Linked DNA regions of Mus musculus: region 1 is linked to region 2. Evidence: chromatin contacts called from ENCODE Hi-C or POLR2A ChIA-PET data. All regions are on one chromosome and are shown on one strand. The core of a region is the stretch at or near the end of the contact, and the rest is flanking DNA. Distances in the headings are between cores, read along the strand shown. Region 1 holds the start of Sec11a (SEC11 homolog A, signal peptidase complex subunit). Region 2 holds the start of Wdr73 (WD repeat domain 73).

Region 1 (3,951 bases), core at 461-2,960, 46 kb before region 2:
ACTCAGCTGTTGTTTACTTATTAGAAAAATTTAGAGATTTTATTTTTGCAATTTTAAAATTATGTTTTTGTGTGTGTGCCTGGGCATGGGTGTGTGCATATGAATATGTGTCCATAGAGTCCAGAAGAGGGTGCCAGATCCCTTGGAGCTGGAGTTACAGGTTAGCTACTAAAAATGGGTGCTAGGAATTGTACTGGAGTTCTCTGGAAGAGCAGCCAGTGCCAGGGATCTGTCTGTCTCTGCCTCCCAGCACTGACATTACAAATCTATGCTACTATGCCCAGCTTTTTTTTTTTTTTTTTTTTTTTTTGGTAGCATCTCTCTATTATGAATCTCTGGCTGTCCTGGAATTCACTATTTAGACCAGGCTGGCCTCGAACTTGCAGAGATCTACCTGTCTTCCCCCCATCACCCACTTGTACGAGATGCTTTTAAAGCTTCCCAACTAAATAGCTTATTCACCTTTTTTGGACCCACAGGATTTTGAGCTGCTCTTGGGGCTCTTCAAGGCACAAAATACAGGGTCAAAGCTCATTCCCACTTAATTTGAACTTAGGTTGAATTTAACACTGACAAGCTTATGTGAAGGTTTCTACTAGCCAGAATTTAGATCGAGAACCACATCAACAGTTATTAATGAAGAAGTCATTCTGATACACATATCTGGTACTGTCACGGAAGCTGGGATACCTATGGGGCACCCCATGGGGGTTTCTATGTATTTTCTTTTATAAAACTTTCTAACTTGGAAATTCTAAACATTTCCTATCCCATCTCAGTAAATGTAAGGTTTCTACTAATAGTTGAAGATAGTCTTTCTCTCTTTCCTCTCTTTAAATTCAAGTACTGATTTTGTGCCTTATACATGCCAGCTGTGCGGCCACCACTGGGAATTTAACAGTGAACAAGACATCAGCGGTTTCCTTTCCATTCTCACACCTACTTTATTGTGCTATAATTCACATACCATACAGTCCACTAAGGCGCACAATTCAATGGTTTTAGTATATACATGGAGTTGTACATCTATCACCCACCAAAAGAAACCCCATGGCAATGATGTCACTTCTAATCCCCGCCCCTGTGAAAATTTGCGGGTCAAATAAATGGCTCACATCCAAGTGTCAGGAGACAAAGCAAATCACTGTTGGTAAAGGTCAAAACTGAGACGGGTCTTCCTGGCCACCTGCACCACCAGTGCCCTCATGACACTAAGGCATCTTGTGATCAATTGGCGTGTGTGTGTGTGTGTGTGTGTGTGTGTGTGTGTGTGTGTGTGTGTGTATACAATGCTTTAAAAGACACACACAGCTTCCGGTAGCGAACCGCAGCGTGCTCCACCTGAGAACAAACAGCAAGGCACCACGTCCCGAGCCACACCCGTGCCCCAGCAGCACGCAGGAAGACACCGACTTCGCGCTGGCGCAGACTCGGCTTCCGATTGGCCAGGCCTGTCCAAGGGCCCGCCTTCCGCACGCTGTGGGCTTAGCTAACCTAGGGTCACTGTCTTCGGGAGCCGCCGCGCGGGCTGAGCACAGAAAGCAGCCTTCAGCCGGTTCTCGGCCGGAGAAGGCTACGGTCCTTTTTTGACAAGGCCAGGCCCTGGGCTGTTCTAGGGGGCTCACAAGTCATTCTTTGTCCATTCTCTGCTCAGAAGGGAGGAGCTTCGCCTGCTCCCGCCCCGGAAGCGGAAGTGCAGGCATCAGGGGGTTCTGTCCACGGTGAGCCCGGCCCGTGTTGCAGCGGTCCCTCTTGGTGGTTCTATCGCGCCCTCTTGGCTGCTAGTTGTCGCGCTCTCCATCTCACCATGCTGTCTCTAGACTTTCTAGACGATGTGCGGCGGATGAACAAGAGGCAGGTGAGACGGGCCGCCCTCTCTCTCTCTGCCAGGGTTCCTCTGGTCTCTTTGCCGTTGCGGGGCGCCCCGCGGATCTCTGGGCGGGATTGAGGGCCTGCGTGGGTCGGTTGCCTGTATGGATCATTTCTTTCTTTGCAGACTGTAGGTAGCCAAGACCTCTTTGCCCCCATTCATAGCACCAGATTCGGGGGACCGAGAGGGAAGGAGAGAACCTTTGCGATCCCTTCCCCCCGAGGAGGCAGGGGAGTAAGTGAAAACTATAGGGCGCTTTGTAAGTGGGAGTTTGGGACACTGTAAAGCGGCAGACTTAACCGTTTCTGGTGGGGCTCTGGGGAAAGCCATTACAGGTCCCACAGGAGCCGTTGTGTTGCTTTCATTGTGTAGCCACCTTTCAGCCCAGCTAGACCTCAGTGAGCTTCATCCATTTTAACTAGGGTCACTCTAAGCTCGGAGTTGAATCTGTTATACCACTTGTGTGCCAGTTTCCTTGGCAGAAAGGTGACAGTCCACTGAATCTTTGATGATAGATGTCAGTGGAACAGAAATCTTGAAACTTAAATCAGATTTTATCCTTCAGTCTTGCTGTCTTCTAGCTCATGTGTTAGAAGGTACTGAGAACACGGTCACCTTTTTGTCTCCTGAACCGAATGTTCTGGTAGCAATTGACCTTTTCCCTGCCTCCCTACCCCCCTCGTATTTTGGTATTAAGAATTGTCTCATTTAAAGATTTGGTTTATTTTGGAACAGGACTTTGTTTTGCCCTGTTTATAATTATTACATAGAAAAGTAGGTCCGTCTCTTCTTAGACATACATACAAAATTGTGAGACATTCCAGTCAGAACAGCTTTAAGGAGTAGCTGTCACTTAACTGTCTTCTGTATGGACTCCTATTTCGGTGATGGGGATCAATACCAGGGCCTTGCATTCATCACAGGCTACCAGAACCGCGCTTCTAGTTTTGAAAGACCTTATTTTTATTACTTTATTTCGAGACAGAGTCTTGCTATGTAGTCCTCCTGCCTCAGCCTCATGAGAGGTAGATTTATAGATATATGTCACAACATGGCATCACTGGCTGGTATGACTCTGCCCTGTTGCCTGGAACTCACCGTGTAGCCCAAGCTGGCTTTGAGCTGGACTCCTGCCTTCGCATCTTGAGTCAGGGTAAATAACCGTATTTTCTTTTTTAAGTTTGTTTGATTGTTTTTCAAATGTGCTGAAAATCATTCCTAGCACTAGGCAAGTGATCTGTCACTGAGCACATGTATCCTCCATCTGGAAAGACCTTTTCTTCCTTCCTTCCTTTCTTTCTCCTCCTCCTCCTCCTCCTTCTCCTCCTTTTTTTTTTTTTTTTTTTAGATAAGGCCTCACATGTAGATGAGGCTGGTTTGGAAATCAGAGATCCACCTGCCTCTGCCTCAGCCTCTCTCTGCCTCTGCCTCCCAAATACTGGGATTGAAGGCATATTGGTGACACCATCCTCTCTTATTCCATTCCCAGAAATTTTGTGTATGTGTATTGCTGGTGATCATACTCAGGGCCTTTCATGTTCTTTGTTTGTTTTGAGACAGGGTTTCTCGTCCTGTTCTTGAACTTATTCTGTAGACCAGGCCAGCCTGGCACTCTGCCTGTCTCTGCCTCCCGAGTGCTAGAATTTAAAAGCATATGCAGCCAACTACCTCCCCAACCCCAACCTGGTCTTTCAGTTTCTAAGCATGTGCTCTTCCAGTAAATTATACCTGTAACCCTTGTTTTTAAAATTCTTTACTTTTAAGAAGTGTGCATGTTCACCATGTGTGTGTCTGCTGCGGGTGAGGCCAGAAGGCGGCACTGGGCCCTGTGGAGCTGGCCTCACAGTTGTGAGCCGCCATGTGGACACTGAAAACCAAAGCTAGATCTTTTGCAAGAGGAGCAAGTGCTCTCAACTGCCAAGCTGTGTCTCCTGCCCTTTACTTATTTTTTGTTATTATTGAGTGTGTGTGAATATGGGTATGCAGAGCTACAGACTGCATGTGACAATGGACAACTTGTGGTAGTTGGTTCTCTTCTACCACCTTCTTGAGGCAGGGTCTCACTTGTTCCTGCCATTTTG
Region 2 (4,426 bases), core at 1,126-3,625:
CTACCCGCCAGAGGCCAGTAGCACATTCCCTTCTCACCAAGTTGTGATAACCAAGATTCCCTGCAGACCAAGAACAATGCACTTGCCTGCAGTCCCAAATGCCTCATAGGTTGAGGCAGGAGGATGGTTTGAGATCAGGAGTTTGGGAAAAACAAAAACCAAAGCCTTCGGACATGAGTGTCGGTGTCCCCCTGGTGGAAGTGGGCTTGACTCACTGCTGGTTGTAAAGCATTGACCTGTGGTGCTCAAGGCCTTGTGGTGCTGCCAGGTGGTGTGGCAGCTCCTCCGTTCTTGGCTCCTGCTGGTGTCCCCTGGTACTCATTGCTGTGTGCAGAAGGCAGTGGGATGGGTAGGATGCATGCTGGGGCCACACCTAGCTAACTAGCTAGGGGAACCTTAGAAATGTGTCTTCATCAAATAGAAACAACAGGCCCACCTCCCAGTAGATGAGATCATTTGTATCACGTGCAGTCCAGTTCTGGGCAACCAGAAAGCTCTTGGAAGCAGGAGTTCCTACCACATGTCTGCAAGCCTCTGGCAGGACTTTGCTATGACGCCCTTCCTACCCCTACTATGCTTAGCACAGTGTGAACATGCTCAGAGAAGAGACATTCCTTAGAAGCAGGTCTACCTCCAGTCCCAGCAAACATCCCTGGAACCCCTGATGCAAAAGCGAGAAGCTTGGGCTAGCTGAGTCCAGAGAGAAAGAGAGAGAGAGAGAGAGAGAGAGAGAGAGAGAGAGAGAGAGAGAGAGAGAGAGAGAGAGCGCATCACCTCTAGGGACATTATTTGGAAGACCTGAAATACCACGACCAACCAGAGAATCTCATAGAAAGCAATACTGCCATGGCCAGTGGCAGGGAGTGAGGTCTGCAGCAGAGCATGGGGGGTAGGGCATGTTGCTGACACTTCTCCAATGCCTTGGGCTTGGTTTCTGTGATGTCCTTTAGTTGTCATGACTACCCTGTGAAGTTGGGGCTATATTCTGGGAAAACCAATCCCCCTGACTCCTCAGGTCTTCCAGGGAGAAAGGTTCTCACTGAGAGGCTCAGCTGAGAGCCTGCAGCTGCCCTCCTGGGTACACTCAGCATTTCCCTGATTTGTGGACTCCAGAGTCAAGTCTTCCCTTCTTGCCTTCAGTACAGGAGGCTGCTGGAGCCACTACTGCAGAAGTGATGCCAATAATGGAACAAACCGGATGCTGGGCTTAGAATGTGTCCATCCAGGGAAGCTGACAATGGAACCCTAGCAGTGGCCTCCTCTGGATGTAAATCCTAAGCTCAAATGTGTTAATCTGTTACTGTGATTTCTGGTTGGGTCACCAGGAATGTTAATGATGCAGACACAAAGTCTTTCCTGCTGTATTTCTTGCTTCCCTGGTGAAGTGGTGAATAAAAATACTGCTCTTTACACAGAATGTCTGGGCCTCTCCTTCCACCCACATTTGAGGAAAGAGGGAAGGGTTCTGGAGGGTGGCATGTTCAGAGAGCTAGGGTGGTCTTAGAAAAGCCCCATCACCCCCCACCATGGCACCAGCCAGCCAGCTCTCAGCAGTCAGGTGTTGTGTTGGCTGCACTGATCCAGCCACGAGTGAGTTCTGCTACCAAAAGCTTCTTCCCCTGCAGTGGGGGGCTACCTACACTATGCTGCACTCGCCCCACCTTTGATCCCCATGGCAAACTTTAGTGCACTACCTGGTGCATACGGGAGAGAGCCACACTAGAATCCAGCCCTGCTGTGTTCTTTTTCTTCTCCGAATGTAGGGTCCTCCATACATGTTGCCAAAGTTATCGAATAAAAATTAAGTTGGAATGTCAGATACTTTGTTGATCGTGTCCTGTGTAACAGTAGACTGGCCTCGAACTCTCTATGCAGCAGATGATGACCTAAAACTTCTGATCAGTCATGCGCCACCGCGCTGGGTTTTTTGTCTATTTTTACGGGGTACTGAAAAGCTAACTCCGTGCATGCCGGGCAAGCACTCTAGCAGCTGAGCTACATCCCCAGTTAAACAAGATTCCTTTCATTTTAAAAAATAAAAAAGTCCTTAAGTATCCTTTACGGACAATACACGCAAACTTAAATTAACTGTTCACTTGAAGTGCCAATTAAGTCTGTATTGTACCTGCTTTGGGACACTGACAGCTCTTTGGCTGCACATTCTTGATCCTAAATATACATTAGGGGTATATTTGATGTCTCCGATCCTGCTTGTAGCTGACATCGATGGATCTGGTTTTTTTGCGTCGTTTTCACCCGGACTCTGCACACAGAACAGAAGAAACATCAACAGGGCTTCGCGCAGCGCTGAGCGCTTCCGCCCCAGCCAGCGGAAGACCACGCCCTCTCCTCGCGAGAGCGCGCGCCTGCCCAGGAAGTCTGGCTGGCGGAAGTGGAGCGACGGAAGCCACAGTTGCTATGGAGCTCGCTGAGGACTGGCTCGTGGAGTCTTTGCGATTGTAAATTGGCCCGTGGGCGGGTCTGATGGGCAATGGGAGAGGGCGCGTGCGGTTGTGGGCTCGTGGGCAGTGCCCAGGCACGGACCGATGGAGGTCCTGACCCCCGGCCTCTAGCTCTGGGACTCTGGGTCCTTTGTAAGCAAGTAATGTGACCAGATCCGCGCATGTGAGGGCTGATAAGGCACACATGGCCGGTTACCCTGGGCCGGATTCTAGGTTAACTTGAACACAGGTTTCTCCTGATTGTTCACCTCAACTTGGGGAAATCAACTTTATGGGAGTTCCGCAGGTGAGGAACCAAGGCTTGGTTCCTTATGGCCAGCCCGGTCTCATACACCAGGGAGGAAAATGCAGAAGAAAAGATTCAGCCCCATGTTTACCTAACTCCAGAGCCTGGTTCCACCAGTCCTTCAGCGATCTCCCAGTTCTTGGTTAGCTGTGCGTCGCGTGATTTTTGTAACCCTATCCTGCAGGTACCAAGACTTCCATGCATTTGACCTCTCAGGAGCCACTCGAGTCCTTGAGTGGATTGGTGAAAAAGGTAATATATCTTGCCTGCTACTAAACGAGATGCGTTTCTGCCTCATGGGCTGAATTTTAAAGTCTGAGCCGCTAGGGAGACCCATTCAACTTCCATCCCCTGACACAAGGCTACTCAGAGAATGGGGAAGGTATTGGGAGAATTTATAAATCCAGCCACGATCCACGATATTTCTAACTCTTTGTCATAGTTACTGTTTTATTTCAGGAGTCTTTGTTGCTGGTTATGAAAGTTTGAAAAAAAATGAGATTCTTCATTTGATACTACCTCTCAGGCTCTCTGTACAGGAAAACCAGGTAACTTAAATAGAGAAGCTGATTATCTGTGTCAATTTATTATGCATTTCTGGAGTGCCTGTTACTCTGCCTGACAAGTACCTGGGGCTGCCACAGAAGGAGGGGGGGGGGGCGGGCGGCGGCGTGTGCAAACCTTTAATCCAGGCACTTGGGAGGCAGAGGCAGGTGAATCTCTGTGAGTTTGGGGCCAGCTTGGTCTACAGAACGAGTTCCAGGACATCCAAGGTTACACAGAGAAACCCTGTCTCAAAAAAAAAGAAAAACAAAACCAAAGTCTAGAACAAGGCCCCTGTGCATGGGGATGAATGCCAAGGACAAGCAGGTGGTCGCAGGAGAGCTGCTACAGGCAAAGAGCAGTCTTACTTTATCAGAAATAGACGTGGGCTGGAGAGATGGTTCGGGGGCTCAGAGCACTCTGCGCTTCCAGAGGATCTGCGTTTGACTCCTGGCACCCACATTGCAGTTCACAACTTGCTGTAACTCCTTTCCAGGGCATCCAGCATTTGCAGGCAGGCAAAACATCCGCATACATAAAATAAATTTTAAAAATGTAGAGCCTTGAGAAGTAGTCAGTGGTGCAGTGCTCACAGAGCATCTTAGTCCCTCACAGACAAGAGATGAGGGAGCCATGTGGATGAGTAAGGTCGCCTGGGATGAGGGAGCAGGATCTGAGGCGGCAGGGCAGAGCCTTGGGGAGCACATTTAAATGATGCGGAGAAAGAATAGTCTTTGAAATAGGGGGAGAGAATGTGTGAGTGTAGCTAGTGGCTGCTCCTAGCCAGCCAGGGTTACACAGAACTTGTCTCAAAAAAAATAAAAAAAAAAAAAAGAAGAAAGAGAGAGAGAGGAAGGAAGACAGACAGACAGATGTGCCAGGCAGTGGTGGCGCACGCCTTTAATCCCAGCACTTGGGAGGCAGAGGCAGGCGGATTTCTGAGTTCGAGGCCAGCCTGGTCTAGAGAGTGAGTTCCAGGATAGCCAAGGCTACAGAGAAACCCTGTCTCAAAAAACCAAAAAAAAGAAAGAAAAAAAAAAGAAAGAAAACAGATGTTCTTAATAGAGTGAACACTTGTTACATGGTTGTTTTGTCTTTATTGCTAGAAAGACCCACCTTGCTTGTAGTGGGAGGG

Evidence for each region. Hi-C counts contacts between places; a loop is a spot of excess contacts on that map. ChIA-PET counts read pairs that join two places held with the same protein, here RNA polymerase II (POLR2A).
Region 1: a loop to region 2 is called in a map of heart, with 2.9 times the contacts of the local background. The contact joins the promoter of Sec11a here to the promoter of Wdr73 in region 2. A Hi-C loop is called at or near these places in 6 of 37 maps with a recorded cell type or tissue (heart, left cerebral cortex and v-Abl transformed pro-B cells). POLR2A ChIA-PET finds 5 or more read pairs at or near these places in 5 of 5 experiments (Patski and embryonic stem cell).

What each region holds. Positions count from the first base shown.
Region 1 is chr7:80,945,309-80,949,259 of GRCm38, reverse strand. Sec11a (SEC11 homolog A, signal peptidase complex subunit) reads left to right here and starts at 1,710. Exons shown (of 6, transcript NM_019951.1): 1 at 1,710-1,858. The coding sequence starts at 1,808.
Region 2 is chr7:80,899,218-80,903,643 of GRCm38, reverse strand. Wdr73 (WD repeat domain 73) reads left to right here and starts at 2,375. Exons shown (of 8, transcript NM_028026.2): 1 at 2,375-2,459; 2 at 2,933-3,000; 3 at 3,208-3,296. The coding sequence starts at 2,419. Nmb (neuromedin B) reads left to right here. Exons shown (of 3, transcript NM_026523.4): 3 at 1,141-1,417. The coding sequence ends at 1,176.